2 separate regions of the Homo sapiens genome follow, and region 2 is linked to region 1. A link is an interaction called in ENCODE POLR2A ChIA-PET data of the cell type or tissue named here. Cell type or tissue: HepG2. All regions are shown on one strand. Links, peaks and the distances in the headings refer to the core of each region. The heading gives the core; the rest is flanking DNA. Region 1 has its middle 440 kb from the start of ARL4A. Region 2 overlaps LOC105375157 (a long non-coding RNA gene).

Region 1 (9,984 bases), core at 1,302-9,301:
TTCTTCCATTTGTTTGTGTCTTCTTTCATTTCATTGAGTAGTGATTTGTAGTTCTCCTTGAAGAGATCCTTCACATCCCTTGTAAGTTGGATTCCTAGGAATTTTATTCTCTTTGAAGCAATTGTGAATGGGAGTTCACTCATGATTTGGCTCTCTGTTTGTCTGTTATTGGTGTACAAGAATGCTTGTGATTTTTGCACACTGATTTTTTATCCTGAGACTTTGCTGAAGTTGCTTATCAGCTTAAGGAGATTTTGGGCTGAGATGATGGGGTTTTCTAAATATACAGTCGTGTCATCTGCAAACAGGGACAATTTGACTTCCTCTTTTCCTAATTGAATACCCTTTATTTCTTTCTCTTGCCTCATTACCCTGGCCAGAACTTCCAACACTATGTTGAATGGGAATGGTGAGAGACGGCATCCATGTCTTGTGCCGGTTTTCAAAGGGAATGCTTCCAGTTTTTGCCCATTCGGTATGATATTGGCTGTAGGTTTGTCCTAAATAGCTCTTATTATTTTGAGATACGTTCCATCAATACCTAATTTATTGAGAGTTTTTAGCATGAAGCGTTGTTGAATTTTGTCAGAGGCCTTTTCTGCATCTATTGAGATAATCATGTGATGTTTTGTCATTGGTTCTGTTTATGTAATGGATTACGCTTATTGATTTGTGTATGTTAAATCAGCCTTGCATCCCAGAGATGAAGCCGACTTGATTGTGGTGGATAAGCTTTTTGATGTGCTGCTGGATTCAGTTTGCCAGTATTTTATTGAGGATTTTTGCACTGATGTTCATCAGGGATATTCGTCTAAAGTTCTTTTTTTGTTGTTGTTGTGTCTCTGCCAGACTTTGGTGTCAGGATGATGCTGGCCTCATAAAATGAGTTAGGGTAGATTCCCTCTTTTTCTATTGATTGGAATAGTTTCAGAAGGAATGGTGCCAACTCCTCTTTCTTCCTCTGGTAGAATTCGGCTGTAAATCTGGTCCTGGACTTTTTTTGGTTGGTAGGCTATTAATTATTGCCTCAATTTCAGAAGCTGTTATTGGTCTATTCAGAAATTCAACTTCTTCCTGATTTAGTCTTGGGAGAGTGTATATGTCCAGGAATTTATCCGTTTCTTCTAGATTTTCTAGTTTATTTGCATAGAGGTGTTTATAGTATTCTCTAATGGTAGTTTGTATTTCTGTGGGATCGGTGGTGATATCCCCTTTATCATTTTTTATTGCATCTATTTGATTCTTCTCTCTTTTTTTCTTTATTAGTCTTGCTAGCGGTCTATCTATTTTGTTGATATTTTCCTAAAACCAGCTCCTGGATTCATTGATTTTTTGAAGGGATTTTGTGTCTCTATCTCTTTCAGTTCTGCTCTGATCGTAGTTATTTCTTGCCTTCTGCTAGCTTTTGAATTTGTTTGCTCTTGCTTCTCTAGTTCTTTTAATTGTCATGTTAGGGTATTGATTTCAGGTCTTTTCTGCTTTCTCTTGTGGGCATGCATTTAGTGCTATAAATTTCCCTCTACACACTGCTTTAAATGTGTCCCAGAGATGCTGGTATGTTGTGTCTTTGTTCTCACTGGTTTCAAAGAACATCTTTATTTCTGCCATCATTTTGTTATTTACCCAGTAGTCATTCAGGAGCAGGTTGTTCAGTTTTTATGTAGTTGTGCAGTTTTGAGTGAGTTTATTAATCCTGAGTTCTAATTTCATTACACTATGGTCTGAGAGACAGTTTGTTGTGATTTCTGTTTTTTTACATTTGCTGAGGAGTGTTTTCTTTCCAATTATGTGGTCAGTTTTAGAATAAGTGGGATGTGGTGCTGAGAAGAATGTATATTCTGTTGATTTGGGTTGGAGAGTTCTGTAGATGTCTATTAGGTCCACTTGGTCCAGAGCTGAGTTCAAGTCCTGGATATCCTTGTTAACCTTCTGTCTCACTGATCTGTCTAATATTGACAGTGGGGTGTTGAAGTCTCCCATTATTATTGTGTGGGAGTCTAATTCTCTTTGTAAGTCTCTAAGGACTTGCTTTATGAACCTGGGTGCTCCTGTATTGGGTGCATATACATTTAGGATAGTTAGCACTTCTTGTTGAATTTATCCCTTTATGATTACCTAGGGGCCTTCTTTGTCTCTTTTGATCTTTGTTGGTTTAAAGTCTGTTTTATCAGAGACTAGGATTGCAACCCCTGCTTTTTTTTTCTTTCCATTTGCTTGGTAGATCTTCTTCCATTCCTTTATTTTGAGCCCATCTGTGTCTTTGCACTTTAGATAGGTCTCCTGAATACAGCACACTGATGGGTCTTGACTCTTTAACCAACTTGCTAGTCTGTGTCTTTTAATTGGGGAATTTACCACATTTACATTTAAGGTTAATATTGTTATGTTTGAATTTGATCCTGTCAATATGATCTTAGCTGGTTATTTGGCCCTTAGTTAATGCAGTTTTTTCATAACATCAGTGGTTTTTACAATTTAGCATGTTTTTGCAGTGGCTGGTACCAGTTGTTCCTTTCCGCGTTTAGTGCTTCCTTCAGGAGCTCTTGTAAGGCAGGCCTTGTGGTGACAAGATCTCTCAGCATTTGCTTGTCTGTAAAGGATTTCATTTCTCCTTCATGTGTTAAGCGTAGTTTGGCCAGATATGAGATTCTGGGTTGAAAATTCTTTTGTTTAAGAAGGGTGAATATTGGACACCACTCTCTTCTGGCTTATAGGGTTTCTGCAGAGAGATCAACTGTTAGTCTGATGGGTTTCCCTTTGTGGGTATCCCAAACTTTCTCTCTGGCTGCCCTTAACATTTTTTCCTTCATATCAACTTTGGTGAATCTGACAATTATGTGTCTTGGGGTTGCTCTTCTTGAGGAGTAGCTTTGTGGTGTTCTCTGTATTTCCTGAATTTGAATGTTGGCCAGCCTTGCTAGGTTGGGGAAGTTCTCCTGGATAACATCGTGAAGAGTGATTTCCAACTTGTTTCCATTCTCCCTGTCACTTTCTGATACACCAGTCAAACATATATTTGGTCTTTTCACATAGTCCCATATTTCTTGGAGGCGTTGTGCATTTCTTTTCACTCTTTTTTCTCTAACCTCATCTTCTCATTTTATTTCATTAATTTGATCTTCAATCACTGATATCCTTTCTTCCACTTGATCGAATTGGCTGTTGAAGTTTGTGGCTGCATCACGAAGTTCTCGTGCCGTGGTTTTCAGCTCCCTCAGGTCATTTAAGGTCTTCTCTACACTGTTTATTCTAGGTAGCCATTCATCTAATCTTTTTTTGAGGGTTTTAGCTTCCTTGTGATGAGTTAGAACATGCTCCTTTAGCTTGGAGAAGTTTGTTATTACCAACCTTCTGAAGCCTACTTCTGTCAACTTGTCAAACTCATTATCTGTTCAGTTTTGTTCCCTTCCTGACGAGGAGCTGTGATCCTTTGGAGGAGACGAGGCACTCTGGTTTTTGGAATTTTCAGCTTTTGTGCTCTGGTTTCTCCCCATCTTTGTGGTTTTATCTAACTTTGGTGTTTGATTTTGGTGACATACAGATGGGGTGTTGGTGTGGATGTCCTTTTTGTTGATGCGGATGCTATTCTTTTCTGTTTGTTAGTTTTCCTTCTAACAGTCAGCCCCCTCAGCTGCAGGTCTGTTGGAGTTTGCTGGAGGTCCACTCCAGACCCTGTTTGCCTTGGTGTCACCAGCAGAGGCTTCAGAACAGCAAATATTGCTGCTTCATCCTTCCTCTGGAAGCTTCGTCCCAGAGAGGCACCCTCCTGTTTGAGGTGCTTGTCGGCCCCTACTGGGAGGTGTCTCCCAGTCAGGCTACATGGGGTTCAGGGACCCGCTTGAGGAGGCAGTCTGTCTGTTCTCAGAGCTTGAGTGCCATGCTGAGAGAACCACTGCTCTCTTCAGAGCTGTCAGACAGGGACATTTAAGTCCAAAGAAGCTGTCTGCTCCCTTTTGTTCAGTTATGCCCTGCTCCCAGAGGTGGAGTCTAGAGAGGCAGGAGTCCTTGCTGAGCTGTGGTGGGCTCTGCCCAGTGCGAGGTTCCCAGCTGCTTTGTTTACACTGTGTGCAACTCAAGCCTCAGCAATGGCGGATGCCCTTCCCCCCGTCAAGCTGCAGTGTTGCAGGTTGATCTCAGACTGCTGCATTAGCAGTGAGCAAGGCTCCGTGGATGTGGGACCCACCGAGCCAGGCACAGGAGGGTATCTCCTGGTCTGCTGGTTGCTAAGACTGTGGGAAGACCACAGTATTTGGTCAGAAGTATACTGTTTCTCCAGGTACAGTCTGTCTTGGCTTCCCTTGGCTAGGAAAGGGAAGTCCCCCAACCTTTTGCACTTCCTAGGTGAGGCGATGCCCTGCCCTGCTTCAGCTCGCCCTCCATGGGCTGCACCTACTGTCCAACCTGTCCCAATGAGATGAACCAGGTACCTCAATTGGAAATGCAGAAATCACCCATCTTCTGTGTTGATTTTGCTGGGAGTTGCAGACTGGAGCTGTTCCTATTCGGCCATCTTGGAAGCGACCTCTTTTCAGTTTTAAAATCTTTGTAATTCCTTGACTACAAGCAACTTGTAACATAAAATCAAATTGTACACCTTTTTTTTTTTTTGGCAAAATGTCTTTTATTTATTTATTTATTTGGCTTACAAAAACAAACATTTTCCTCATTCACAGTCTGTGGGTTGGGTGGAGGGGCTGTGATTCAGGTGGTGGGTTGAGTACTGATCAGTTCCATATGTCTCCCCTGGAAGCAGCACCTACCTGAGATGGGCCCTTCTCATTACAGATGGAAGCAGCACAAAAAAAGGGCTAGCGGAAGCTTTTCGTTACTCTTTTTTTCTCATAGGTTTTGGGGGACAGGGGATGTTTAGTTACATGAGTAAGTTCTTTAGTGGTAATTTGTGAGATTTTGGTGTACCCATCACCCCAGCAGTATAACTGTATCCAATTTGTAGTCTTTTATTTCTCACCCCCCTCCAACCCTTTTCCCCAAATTCCCAATATCTTTTAAAATGTTAAAATGTATTCATATATTAATATAGCAGGCATTTATCTAGAACCTGTAGACATTGTTTATATAGATAAACAGATGTAATTCTTTAAAGAGTTTGAAATATGGTTGATGGTGGGAGTGGGCTAAACAAACAAAATAATCTGATATAATCTGATGAGTGCTGTATTAGAGGTGAATATAAGCATTTGTATTAGTTTCTAGGGCTACCATAACAAATTGCCACAGATTGGGTAGTTTAAACAACCAACAGTTTTTCTCTCAATCTTTCTCTCCCTCTTCAAGAGGTCAGAAATCCAAAATAAAGATGTCAGTACTTTTGATTTCCTCTGGGGGCTCAGAGAGAATTGTCCGTGCAGAGATTCTGGTGGCTGCTGGCAATCCTTGGTGTTTGTTGGCTTACTGATGCATCAGTTGCTTCAATCTTTGCCTCCATCTTTACATCGCCTTCCTCTCTGTTGTGTCTCTTTCCATATTGCTCTCTCATTTATTTCAGGAAAACATCATTGTGTTTAGGGCCCATCCTAAGTCCAGTATGATTGTATTTCAAGATCTCTAACTAATTACATCTATTAAGACCCTATTTCTAAATAAGGTCACATGAGATCCTGGGTGGACATGAATTTTTTGGTGACACAATTCAACCTGTTAGAGGTGTTAGGGGTAGTTAAAGATAGGCATCTAATGCAGCCTGGGCTGGGTGTGGATGGGAGGTTCAGGAAAATTTCTTGAAGCAACAGGTGCCTAAGTTTAGTTGGAGAATATGAGGTTAAAGGGGAAGAGAGTAACCAGGTTGTGGAGCATCTATTTGCCACCCTGAAGAGTGTGTATTTTATCCAGTAACTCAGTGATTCTCCTCTTTTGCGTTCTGTAACAAATTTGAAGAATATGAGACTCTCACATTAGAAACATCTGCTGTTTCTGGAAATGATACTCAAGTAAGCCTGTCATACATCAGAATCTTAGAAGTTAATGTGCAGTTTGAAAAAGTCCAGTGGGTGATTCAGGTTCACCTCTTGTCTTTCCAACAGATTGAATATTGATAAGCAAATAGTGAAAGGATTTAAGCAAAGAATGCATGTATATAATTATGTTACCTTTTGATATGTTAATAATGTCACATGTAAAATAATACCCTCTATCTGTCGACCTATCTGTTTATACATATTGCCATGGTTCAGGATGGAAGTGAATTAAAACAGGATGACTATAGGCAGAAAACCAGTTAGCAGACGAATGAAATAGTCCATATTAGTGTTTGTGCAGGTCTGATTATGGAAATGTTCAGAAAATATAAAGGTGCGAATAAATTTAAGAGCTATATGGGAGGTAGAATTAGCAAGATTTTACAAAAAAAATTATAAATAAGACTGGTAGTAATGATTCTCAGGTTTCTTGCCTGTAATCATTATATCTGGAAATCAAAAGTCTTCTTGAAGAAAAGTAGTTTTGGTAATATGGGGGCAGAAGTGATATTATTACATGGACTTGAGGAGTAAGGAGGAAATGAGAGGTGAAACGCAGCATATATCTCTAAATGTATGAGCATATTTTGTATGTTCGTGTGTGCGTATCAGTTTCTGTATCTATATATAGACATACAGCATATTTGCTAGGACAGTCTTGAGCATATCTGGCACTTGAGTCAATTCAGCTGTAATCTTAAAATAAGTAATTGTATTGTAAAGGCTTCTTCCTGAGGAGTTTATAATCTCAGTAATATAAACTATCAGATTTGAATTGACATCTCCTTTTTAAATCACAGTTGTTCAATTTATACTTTATACTAAAATCTTATTATAGTATATATAAAGTACATTTTAGTGAATTTTTACATCAATCACTATAAGCTGTTGAACAGGGACATGTTGGCACTATGTTCATTTGTCTGTTACAGAAAAGAAATATCAGAGTTTGCCCTGTGGAGTAAAAAGTAAAGAACAGATTTAGAATGATATTGATTTCTTTGAGAGTATAACTTTTATTGAAGAGCTATCACTCCCATGCTACTGCATTATGTTTGTAAAAGGAATTGAAGTTGTTCAAGGTTCTCTGTGCTTTTTATTACAATTTATCCCATCAATGAAACTGTAATTGATGTTCCACTCAAACAAGACTTTATGTAAAGAACATTTTTAACATTAGGACTTCCAGTTTATAGTTTGTGGATTTTTTTTGTTTTGTTTTGAGAGTTTTTTCTCACCAATTATTGATGACTTGCCACATGTAGCCATTTCTAATCACTCTTTACAATTTGTCAGAAAGAATCCTTATAGAATTACAGGGCAGGTGCAATGAGAGATTTAGAGGTTGTTTTATATTATCTTGTGCATTTTAACACATCTGTTTTCCAGGTACTGCTAAAACTTCAGATTTTCAATCATATTTGTAGCTAGTCTAGTTCCCTTATGATTGGCTTTGAGGTCTTGGAGAAGAATGTGCATGAATGAGATGATAGGGAGAACAGGTGGGAGAAAACCAGCTGTGCACATTAATTTTTGAGGGTCACCCTGAAAGAGACCAATGAATAGACAGGAGCTTTTGTTGCTTAATATGCAAGTAATATGTATAAGCAGGGTTTGTAGGTGTGTAAGATTCTTTACTTGATTTATTCATTCACAGTATGTTTTACAACACACTGTGGAGACAGACCACTTTCATAGAGTGACAAAAATTATCCATGAGACTGAAAATTTTATCATAACAAATACACTGACTTTTATACAGTTTTAAATGCGTATGCATACTTGAAACATATTTTCATCAGTGATTTTTATTTGTAATATATATCTAATGCAATTAGCACATCTCTTCTGTCCTCAGCTGATATCACCATTAGTAGATAAAGCATGAAGACTCAAGCATTTTCCATTCGGTTCAATATTTTTTAACTTTGATTAAATACAGGCTTTTGTACAACTTCATTCTGAAGTGCAAATCAGTGTCTTACTCTTTTCATTCACTTTAGCTATTTGTACATAGCTTGAGTACATGAATGAGACATGAAAAACATCAGGGTTAGTATAGTTATTGTGCAAAAAAAAGTTGCACAATGGTTATTGTGCAAAAAAATCACTAAGTATCAAATGATAACTACGTAATGGAAATAGGAATGCGGACAACTAAAAATTAAGAAATTGTGAAAACTTTATAAACTTTGGCATAATGAATTTACGAGTATGAGAGACAAGATAACACAGTAGTTAAAAAGGCAGTCTCCTGAGACTATCCTGATTATGAATCCTGAGCCCACCTCTTAAGAGCTTGTGATGGCTGGGTGTGGTGGCTCACACCTGTAATCCCAGCACTTTGGGAGGCCAAGGCGAGTGGATCACTTGAGGTCAGGAGTTCAAAACCAACCTGACCAACATGGTGAAACCCTGTCTCTTCTAAAAAATACAAAAAATTAGCTGGGTGTGATGGCATGCACCTGTAGTCCCAGGCTACCCAGGAGGCTGAGGTAGGAGAATTGTTTGAACCCAGGAGGCGGAGGTTGCCGTGAGCTCAGATCACACCACTGTACTCCAGCCTGGGTGACCAAGCAAGACTGTGAGAAAAAAAAAAAGAGAGGGAGAGAGAGCGAGAGAGAGGAGAGAGAGAGAGAGAAAGAAAGGAAAAAGGGAAAGGGAGGAAGGAAAGAGAGAGAAAGAAGGAAGGAAAGAGAAAGAAAGGAAAAAGGGAAAGGGAGGAAGGAAAGAGAGAGAAAGAAGGAAGGAAAGAGAAAGAAAGAAAGAAAGAAAGAAAAAGAAAGGCAAGCTTGTGAGTAGGAGCAAGTAGCAGCTAACCTGTCTTAACATATGGTATACTATCACTTCAGTAGACTGGTGCATGAAACCTTTTGATTAATCAAATATTCTGATGTTCAAAACATTTTTCACTGAAACATTTCTTGGATTATAAATTTGAATAGAATTAGCATATAATATGGGCACTTAAGACTAAACCAACATTAAAGATGCTTTAATTGGCAAAGATTCTCAGGATAATTTATATAATAGTTCACTTTTATTGAGCAATGACTGAGTGCTTTTTAGAATGCTAAAAGTTTTACTTTTATTATCTAATCCTTTAGTTTTATCCATAGTTCATTGAGTTTTATGCAAATATTATTTCAATTTTCAAATAAGGACACTGAGATACAGACTGTTTAATTAATTGACTCAAAGTTTTAAGAAATTGGCAATGCCAGAATTGCTGAGTGTAAAAAGCAAGCTCTAAAAGGTTACACGCTTTTTTTATATAACAAATTGAAATGACAAAATAGTTAAAATGGAAATCAGATTAGTGCTTGGATAAGGGTTTAGGGAAATCAGGGTTGAAGGTGGGGACAGGGCAAAGGGATATGGGTGTGGCTATGTTAGTGCAATTGGAGAAATCTTTGCAGTGAGGAACCCCAAATTTTGACTGTGGTGATGGACAAACAAATCTTCATGTGGGAATTTAAAAAATACATAGACATAAAATATTTTCAGGGCTTGGGCTTCTCAGTGGAACTAATTAATACAAGGCAGATACCCTCCCCTCCCCGACAAAAGTGAACCAAGCTGGGTCTTTCTCAACTATTAGGGATCAGAAAAATAAAAGGAGGTAGGAAAGGAGGAATAGTGAGAGAAGAAGATAGGGAAAGAGAAAAACAAAGAAAGGGTTAAAATAGGGCAGAGTTATTAATAGTGAAGATGCTGGACAAAATCAAAAGAGAACAATTTTGAAATACAATGAATAGAACTTGGTTGGTTAATAGGTGAAGGAGGGAAACCAAAGAGTCTAGGATAATTTGTACATGTCTTGGCTTAGATGATATATATATTTATGATGGTTCTTGGAGGAGTAGAAGGTTTTATGTGAGAATGATAAATAGAGGCTTATTTATTTTGGATGTCCCCTCCAAATCTCATGTTGAGATGTAATCCCCAACATTGGAGGTGGGATCTGGTGGGAGGTGCTTGGGTCATAGGGGCAGATCCTTCATGGCTT
Region 2 (9,984 bases), core at 1,025-9,024, 460 kb before region 1:
TGCACATATACATCCAGATGGCCTGAAGCAATTGAAGATCCACAAAAGAAGTGAAAATAGCCTTAACTGATGACATTCCACCATTGTGATGTGTTTCTGCCCCATACTAACTGGTCAATGTACTTTGTAATCTCCCCCACCCTTAAGAAGTTTCTTTGTAATCTCCCCCACTCTTAGGAAGGTTCTTTGTAATTCTTCCCACCCTTGAGAATGTACTTTGTGAGATCCACTCCCTGCCTGCAAAACATTGCTCCTAACTCCACCGCCTATCCCAAAACCTATAAGAACTGATGATAATCCCATCACCCTTTGCTGACTCTCTTTTCAGACTCAGGCTGCCTGCACCCAGGTGAAATAAACAGCCTTGTTGCTCCCACAAATCCTGTTTGGTGGTCTTCTTCACACGGACATGCATGACACACCACATGTGGCCTTGGAGTTTTCAGTTATGTAGATTGTTGCATATGGGTATTTGATGCTCATGCTGGCTTCACTCATTGATATCAAATGAAAATTAACAAAATCAAAACGTCAGAGCAGAGATATTGTCATGTTTGGGCCTCATCTTTTACTCTTTGGTAAATTGCCCATGGGGCTATAACCCAGAGCAAGCCTTCCCCCAGATCTTCTGTTCTTTCCTGAAGCTGCTCATTTTTCTAACGTTTTTCTTCATTCATATCCCAACCTCATTATCCTAGGCTTTGTCGATGAAAAGAGTTAAACTCTTTAAAATATATGAAGAGATTTATTCTGAGCCAAATATGAGTGATGATGGCCCGTGACACAGCCCTCGAGAAGTCCTGAGAACATGTGCCCAAGGTGGTCCCAGAGCAGCTTAGTTGTATACATTTTTAGAGAGGCATGAGACATCAATCAAATACATTTAAGAAATACATTGGTTTGGTCCAGTAAGGTGGAACAACTCAAAGCGGCGGGGCTTCCTGGCTATCGGTGAATTTAAATCTTTTCTGGTTGACAATTGGTTGAGTTTGTCTAAAGACCTGGAATTGATAGAAAGGGAATGTTCAAGTTAAGATAAAGATCGTGGAGACCAAAGTTCTTCTGAAGTGGCTGCCCTTAGAGACAATAGATGACAAATGTTTCCTATTCAGATATTAATCTCTTTAGGATTGGGAGGGTCTGGAAGAAAAAGATCTAGCTATGTTAATAGAGATTCTTTACAGACACAAATTTTCCCCCATAAAGAACAGCTTTGCAGTGCCATTTCAAAATATGGCAAAGAAACATGTTTTGGGGTAAAATATTTTGATTTTCTTCTTTGTCTCGTAATGTTATGCCAGAGTCAGGCTGGAAAGTAAATCATGGTATATAGGGTAAAATAAAACCCGTCTGAGGGCATGACTCCCCAGACCCCTTAGATAGGAATTTGGGCAAGATTAAAAAAAATCAGAGTTTAATCCTCAGCTTTCAGCTCAATTCTACCCTTCGACATGATCAAGGACAAAACAACAATCAGAAGCTTGCTCAGCTGGCAAAGGCTGCTTGCCTCCTTAGAAGGTAGGGGGAGGGGGAGGACTGCAAATCTTGTAATTTAATAATATTTACTTTATTGCTGTCATAATGATTATACATGCTGTATTATTTCCCCAGGAATGTCCTAACAAACTTGGTAGTCTAAAACAACAGAAATTTATTCTGTCACAGTTCTGGAGGCCAGAAGTTCAAAATCAAGGTGTCTTTAGGACCATGCTCCCTACAAAGGCTCTAGGAGAGAGTTCTTCCTTGTTTCAGATTCTGGTGGTTCCAGGCATTCCTTGGTTTGTGGCATCATGACTCCAATCTCTGACTCCTTTATGTCCTTTTTCACTGTGTCTTCTCTTGTAAAGATACTTGTGATTGGATTTAGGGTCCACTCAGTTAATCCAGGATGATCTTAGCTCAAAACTGTTAATTTAATCACATTGAAAAAATCCTTTTTTTAAATGAGGACATATTTGGTTTTTGATAATGAGGACATGGACAAATCATTTTAGAGGCATAATTCAACCCATGCACATGTTCGTTGTAAAAAAAAAAAAACCCACATAAAATAGAATACACACATATACACAAGTCCCAAAAATACAACACTGCAAAGATCTAGGGGGTTCTCACTTTGTAAGAAATCATTGAGCTATATACATCCTTGACTTTAACCCTTTAGAGTGCCCTTATAAAAGGAGTCTGAGAGAGAAGAGACCTGTCACTTCTTCCACCATCTGAAGTTACAGGGAGAAGACAGTAGTCTATAAACCAGGAAGTGGGCCCTCAGCAGATACTGAATTTGCCAGCACCTTGACTTGGATGTCCCAGCCTCCAGAACTGTGAGAAATCAATTTCTGTTGTTTATAAGCCAACCAGTTTATAATATTCTGTTGTAGCAGTCCAAATGAACTCAGACAGATAAACAATACGGAAAATAAAATCTGCAAAGGAGCCTGAGAGGAAGAGGACGAGGGAGGAGGGGAGAAGGAAAAGACTGAGGCATCAAAGAAATCCAGGAAAAAGAGCAGAGTGTGGTGGCTCACACCTGTAATCCCAGCACCTTCGGAGGCCAAGGCGGGTGGATCACCTGAGGTCAGGAGTTCAAGACCAGCCTGACCAACATGGTGAAACTCCATCTCTACTAAAAATACAAAATTAGCCAGGCATGGTGGCACATGCCTGTAATCCCAGCTACTCGGGAGGCTGAGGCAGGAGAATCGCTTGAACCCAGGAGGCAGAGGTTGCAGTGAGCTGAGATCGCACCATTGCACTCCAGCTTCAGCAACAAGAGCGAAACTCCATCTCAAAAAAAAAAAAAAAGAAATCCAGGAAAAAGAGAAGGTGTCAGTATTGTCAAAGCTGCTGCATATTCAAGGAAGATAAAAATCCCAGAAATATTCGTTGGATTCAGCAAAATGAGTTAACAGAAAAAGCTAGTACAGGAAATACTCTTGAAGAAGTTTGGCAGTCATGGCAATGGAAAGCCCAGTAAGTACAGCAGGATCTGGGGTTGCAGATTTTTTAAGAATGTAAAAGCCTTGAAAATATTTGCATACTGCAGGGAAATAACTAGTACAAATGTAAAGTTTCAGAGCACAGCATAAAGTTAAATAAGAGATGGTAGGTACTGAGAAAAAGCAGGGGTAAATAGATCTAGGCACTGGAGCAAGATTAGCCTCAGGCCGATGGCTCTTCACTTCCAGTGTCACCGGAGAAAAGAATGGTGCCACAAAGTTTGGGGAGGTATGATTATCTACAGAGTGAGAAAGGACATGGTGTATTCGAACACGAGGCACATAGAAAAGATTTAAGATAACCACTATGGAGAGAAGGATATTTCAAAAGAAAGAAAAATGTGGAAGCAAGGTGGGGTGGGGTGGCAGGTGATGAGAGCCCAGATGTGTTTTATAACCATGACTTTGTAAAAGTTTCAATTATTATGGGTGGATAATTAAGTTACTTCCAGCAGCATTCCAGGCCCATAAAGAAGGCAGAGACACATTGCCTCTTTGGCCAGATTTTCAATTGCCCTATTTTCTCTTTTTCGAATTTTCTACCACAAAATTTATTATAAAATCTTATACTCCAGGAGTTGAAATTCTATGTTGCTGAAATTTACACATAAGAAAATAAATAGATAGGAGAATTTTGAGTCAGGGAATAACATGGTTGGGAAAGAATCGTTAATTCAAACCCCCTTCTCCCATCCTCTCCATCTATCTTAGAAGTTATGTTCTCAGTGCAAGGAAAGATATTGCTCACAAATAAGCTAAGTAACCTAAAAAGCAATGTGGGATTTTACATATTTCGTCAAATATTTTAGACTGTTATGTCATCCAACTCTTTGGCCAACATTTTCTCTACTTTTTGACAGCCCATCTCCTACAGAGAACCTAGAAGCCAGTGTTCCCATCTGTCCTTGCAGTTAGTGGTGAGGGTTGGGGGCGCACAAGCATGGGGCCTAAATACCACCTGTCAAATGCAAGCATATCAGGCTTAAATTTGGAGCCAGGGACAATGGCACCGTGGGATCTACTTTGATGAGGACAGTGGTGGATGTGCCCAGTTTATGGAGGTGCCCGTGGCTGAGGCTGTGGCAGTCTTGTCCAGGGCACATCCTGAGAAGTACCAGTCTATGGTGGCATTGCCCAACAATGGCTGCAGGTCTGTCTTTGCTGGCAGTTAATCAATGGTTAAGTTAGAACTTTGTTCTTGACTGTGCAGTCTCTAAGCCTGGCTCTCTGGCCCCCGAGCAGATTCAGAGGGCTCCCTAACATCTTTTTAAGATTACTTTCTGCTTAACTAACCAGAATTGATTTCATTTGTTGGCAGCTAGGAACCCTGACATATACACGCAGACCAGAGTGTTGGATTTGAGGGTTTCTTGAGAAAAAAAAAAAAAAAAAAGATCTTTCCATATAGTCACTTATAATTCTGACCTCAATGAAGGCTATGGTTCCAGGACATTAGTGGATAAAGCAGAAAGTTCCACAACCTCAGAAGAGTCCCCAAAGTGGCTTTGGCAAATAATTTTGGAAACATCAAAAATTTAAGAAAAGGCCAACAACATTTTCTCCCTTCTATATGTGAAATGATTTGTTATCAGAGATCATTAGGATGGAAAAAGAGAAGTCTGGGCCCTTTTAACTTACTTAGAATCATATGTATAGAAAAAGCACAAAGGAAAAAAAAGCAAATTTAAATTTTAGTGTTCCTATGTATTAATTAAATAATTTGTAGTGTGTTTAGGGTTAAAATTATGAAGAAAAATAATATGTGGTGAGATACATGATGACAATGATTGAAAACGTATTGTATTTATTTTGCATGTTTTTATAAATAGCTAGGATATAGTCATGTGTTTATAATTCTCCAGTCTAGTACAGTGCTGGCAAGAAGGCAGTCTCTAAATATTGTGCATATGTACTGATATATTCAATCTTTGTACAAATGCATATTTAATTTACATGACATAAATATCAGGTTGCAAAGTGAATCCATATACATAACACTGTCTGTGTTTATGCTGAAGCTTCACCAGTCACATGGTGTTCAGTTTGGTAAGGAGTCCTAATGTTCAGCCTGGACTGGAATGTATACAAACACAGCTGCCAAAGTGGAGACTTGTGTTTCCATGTGCTGGCACAATGGGTTGCCAAATACCTTTGCTTAATCTTTGTTTAGTTCTCTTCTTTGATGTTGTAGCAGTGCAATTTTTCTACTTTATTTGGAATGGAATTATTTGTGACGTGAAAACATAGTGGACACAATCCTAACCTAAATTGAACCCCTCAAAGGCATTCTGTTGTTTTGTGAAGTCTTGCATATGACACAGGAGATAATCAGTTAGTATATACTAATTGTTTGCAAGTCAGCAAATCTTACTCTTCAGATAACTGGATATTTTGATGCAAAAACTTAGTGAGATCTATTGAAGCCTGATGATCTTTTTCCTTTGAAGTAAAAAAACTGTAATGAATTCAATCAAAATTCAGTTCTCCTAAACATGACATGGATAACAGCCTACATATATATCCTAAAGAGCTAGAGTATTGCAAATTTTTTTAACCTGTAGACATGTGCTAGATTTAAAACTCCTTGTACATGGGCAAGTGTGCAAGTCTTTTTAAAGAAACATGGTTTACCGATAGAAGCCATTTAGTTTTGAGAGATTGCTTTTGCTTTTCTTCCCCCCAGTTCAGTGATTTTTGGTGTATTCACAGAATTGTGTAAGTATCATCAAAATCAGTCTTAGAATATTTTTAGTACACTAAAAAGGAAGTTCACACCCATTAGCAGTCACTTCCCATTTTTTCTTAACTCTACTCCTTCCCAGCCCTAGGCAACCATTAATAGATTTTCTGTCTCTATGGATTTGCCTATACCAGACGTCCATATATATGTGTATATATGGAATCATACAATATTTATATGGAGTCATACATACATATGATATAGAATCATACAACATTTGATCCTTTGTGACTTCCTTTCACTTAGCATAATGTTTCCAAGCATCATCCATGTTATAGCATGCATCAGTATTTCACTTCTTTTTATTGCCAAATAATATTACTTTGTATGGATACACTACATTTTGTTTATTCATTCCTCAGCTGATGAACATTTGGATTGTTTCCACTTTTGGGCTATTACGAATAATGGTGCTATGAACTTTCATATACAAACTTTTGTGTGGACATATGTGATATGGTTTGGCTCTACGTCCCCACCCAAATCACATGTGCAATTGTAATCCTCAATGTTGGAAGTGGGGCCTGGGGGGGAGGTGGTTGATTCACGGGGGTGGAGTTCTCATGAATAGTGTAGCACCATCCCCTCCGTGCCTTTCTCATGATGGTGAGTGAGTTCTCACAAGATCTGGTTGTTTAAAAGTGTGTAGCACCTTCCCCCTCTCTCTTCCTCCTGCTTCAGCTATGTAAAGTGCTGGCTCTCCCTTTGCCTTCCACCATGATTGCAAGTTTCCTGAGGCCTCCCCAGAGGCAAAAGCTGCTATTCTTCCCATACAGCCTGCAGAACCATGAGCCAATTAAACTTCTTTTCTTATAAATAGCCCAGTCTCACGTATTTACTTATAGCAGTGTGAAAACGGACTAATATAATACGTTTTTATTTCTCTTAGGTATGTACGTAGGAATGGAATTACTGGTTTATATGGCAAATCTATGTTTAACCTTTTGAGGAACCATCAGAAAATTTTCCAAAGTGACTGTACCATTTTATATTCCCGTTAGCTTTGCACATAATTTTTTAGCCATCAAAATAATTTTATATTCTTGGAATTCATAAAAAGTTTGAATTTATATATTTAATACACCTTAATATTTGAGTAAAATCTAAGCAAAGAAAATTTTTTAACTGTTTAGAAATTATAGTTTATAATCTAAAATTTTAAATGATAATTTTTTTTTTTTTGAGATGGAGTCTTGCTGTGTTGCCCAGGCTGCAGTGCAGTGGCATGATCTTGGCTCACTGCAACCTCTGCCTCCTGGGTTCAAGCAATTCTCCTGCTTCAGCCTCCCGAGTAGCTGGGATTACAGGCACCCTCCACCACACTGGGATAATTTTTTTGTATTTTTTGTAGAGATGGAGTTTCACCATGTTGGCCCAGCTGGTTTCGAACTTCTGACCTCAAGTGATCCACCCACCTGGCCTCTCAAAATGCTAGGATTACAGGTGTGAGACACCACAATAATTGATTTTTTAAAGCCTGATTTTAATATCCATTTCTCCAGCCAGACGCAGTGGCTCACACTTGTAATTTCAGCACTTTGGGAGGCCAAAGTGGAAGGATTTCTTGAGGCTAGGAGTTCAAGACTAGCCTGGGGAATATGGCAAGACCCCATCTCTTAAAAAAAAAATCATTTCTTTAAATAGGAATTTTGCTTTATTACATATAATGATATTTTGTAAGATTATAAGGTGTACATGAAGTTCAAAAGATCCAATTATAGCCTGCCTTTCATTCCTGTGTTATGAGTTAATTCAATGCACTCCTATAACCTCTTAATAAATGGGAAGTCTATTTAGTAACAGAAAGCAGAAAATATTAACCATGCCTATCATTCGTAATTTCCATTTTTAATAAAATATACAAAATTCTTAACCTTTTCCAGGTGTTTACCACTTGTATATGCAAATAAATAAAACTAAGAATTAAAATTTTTCTCTTAGATATAAGATACATTTTAAACTGGTCTTCTGATACTAATAGTTTAGCAACCATTATTATGGTCTGATTTTGATACACACACACATACACACACAAACACACAGATCTGTAGTCATCCCAAGATATTTTGGTGAATCATTTGTACTTTCCCTATACCTCTGCTTTAGAATAAAATAAGTTTATTTCCAGTGTGAGACAAAAACAGTAGGATTGAGTTCTGTTTTTTAGTCTAGAACATAAACTATTGTCTATATAGCAGGATTTCAAATTAAACACCACTTATCTTTGTAATCGTCCAACACACAAATTACACACGTAACTTCCTAATATTTCAGATTTTTCCTGAAACATGCCCTTGTCTTATTGTACTTAGTACCAGGACACCTTAGAGAAGAGTTTAATTGCAGAATTACTGAAATGTTTGAAAATCTGGCTTTGTACAACCTTTCTATCTAATGTCTTAAGATATTATTTACAACAGAATTGATTTATCAGTCTCTCAGGCTCATTTAATCTTTAAAGTTTCTGAAGAATCACATTGACTCTGAATTTAAATGAGCCACCAAATACATTTTCAATTTATGTCATAGAGAGTTGCTGTTCTAAGGAAAATACAAAGACTCATATAGGTTTAATATTTGGTGATCACATGGGGCATTAAGATAATCCCATTTTTGGCCAGGTGTGTTGGCTCACACCTGTAATCCTAGCACTTTGGGAGACCAAGGTGGGCAGATTGCCTGAGCTCAAGCGTTGGAAACCAGCCTGGGCAACACGGTGAAACCCTGTCTCTACTAAAACACAAACAAAAATTAGCCGGGCATGGCAGTGCGCGCCTGTAGTCCCAGCTACTCAGGAGGCTGAGGCAAAGCAATTGCTTGAACCCAGGAGGCAGAAGTTGCAGTGAGCTGAGATTGCACCACTACACTCCAGCCTGGGCGACAGAGCCAAACGGTGTCTCAAAAAAAAAAAAAAAAAAAAAAAAAAAAGATAATCACATTTTCTACTACTAGGCAGTTACCTTTAAATAGAAGATAGCATGACAGTCCCCAACATCAGTTATTTCTCTTGTGAGTGTTAAACTTTAGACTTTATTTCATTCCCTGATTTTGAAACTACATCTGGATGCCTTAAGACCATAACATTCTTCTGGATTGAGTATGTCATCAATTTGCTGCCGATTCTCAAAGATTCCAGACTGTTAGTTATTAATCCTTTAACATTACATCTTTATGATAAATGAAGCATACTAAGGGATAATTGTGCTAAAAACAGGAAATGTACTTTCAAAACAAGAATATGTTGACCTTCCATATTTTTTTTTCTGCCTTCATCTGTCATAGTTGAAACTTTCTGAAAGAATCTTCTTCCTTCCTTGACTCATGATGAGTTACCTGCATTCCACATCCCAAAGCGGGTCAGTGTGTAATCAGGACAGAGCTTTTACCTGAAGTAAGCCAAGTTACAGATCCAAAAATTACTAGTTTAGTAATCTTCAGCAAGTAAATCTCTTAACCTAACTAAGCCTCAGTTTCCTCATTTATAAAATAATGGTAAATCGCACAGATCTTGCTTTCCCTAGAGGACAGTTTTGAGGATAATTGATAAATGCGAGAAACTAAAAAAAAAACCCTGTAAACTAACTGCCTTGCATTCATTTATTTAACATATGTTGGTTTTTAGAGAAATTCTAATTTTTTTTTCAAATGTCAAATTTAGATCTCAGTTTGGTCATTAAATTACTTGCAGATAGCCAGCGATTTTATCTTTCTCTTCACTAGATCAGAAACTATGCTGCATCATTGCTCAGTTTACCTGCTTTACACCAAAAAGAATTCCGTAGTCTAGAGTAATGCTTAAATCTTAATTGCTTATGACAAATATGTTGTTTTAGTTAAGTTCTGTGATCTTCAGAAACCTAAAAAGTAAAAGTAATCATATATCAATAAAGTACTATTTTATCTAACAATTATTCATATTACAGCTACAGCAACTTCATTCATTCTCCCCAGAACAACCCAGTAAGAAAAATGAGGCACAAAGATTCTAAGGCACACTTAATTTGCTCATTTATTCATTCTATAAATCTTTTCTAAACGCTTATCAATTGCCCGGTTTGGAACTAGTGGTAGAAACTATGAGATCTGCAGTCCTGTTTGATTCTTCCTTTGATCCTGCACAACCTAAAGAGGGCGCACTTACCACTCCTATCTTGAATCTTCCCTGAAAGCTTGTTTTGCTTTTCGCAACACAACCTTCTGTGCTAGGGATGACCTACATTCACTACAAGTGAAAGTAAGACCTAC

What was found. ChIA-PET counts read pairs that join two places held together with the same protein. Peaks named below come from ENCODE experiments on the same cell type or tissue, not always from the same donor. Only the 100,000 strongest peaks of a DNase experiment are listed, where the experiment ranks them.
Region 2: POLR2A ChIA-PET joins it to region 1 with 5 read pairs; 2 of 35 experiments call an interaction of 5 or more read pairs at or near these places.

The regions. Positions count from the first base shown.
Region 1 is chr7:13,122,465-13,132,448 of GRCh38, forward strand. No RefSeq gene overlaps it. Among named protein-coding and RNA genes, the nearest start is that of ARL4A, 440 kb to the left of the region's middle. In HepG2, for the core only: no CTCF peak of the experiment used is centred there; no DNase peak of the experiment used is centred there.
Region 2 is chr7:12,665,176-12,675,159 of GRCh38, forward strand. It overlaps LOC105375157 (a long non-coding RNA gene), which reads right to left. Exons shown (of 3, transcript XR_927043.2): 2 at 9,494-9,596; 3 at 8,861-9,125. Among named protein-coding and RNA genes, the nearest start is that of ARL4A, 17 kb to the right of the region's middle. RefSeq lists an enhancer at 9,909-9,984. In HepG2, for the core only: no CTCF peak of the experiment used is centred there; a DNase peak (open chromatin) is centred at 5,116.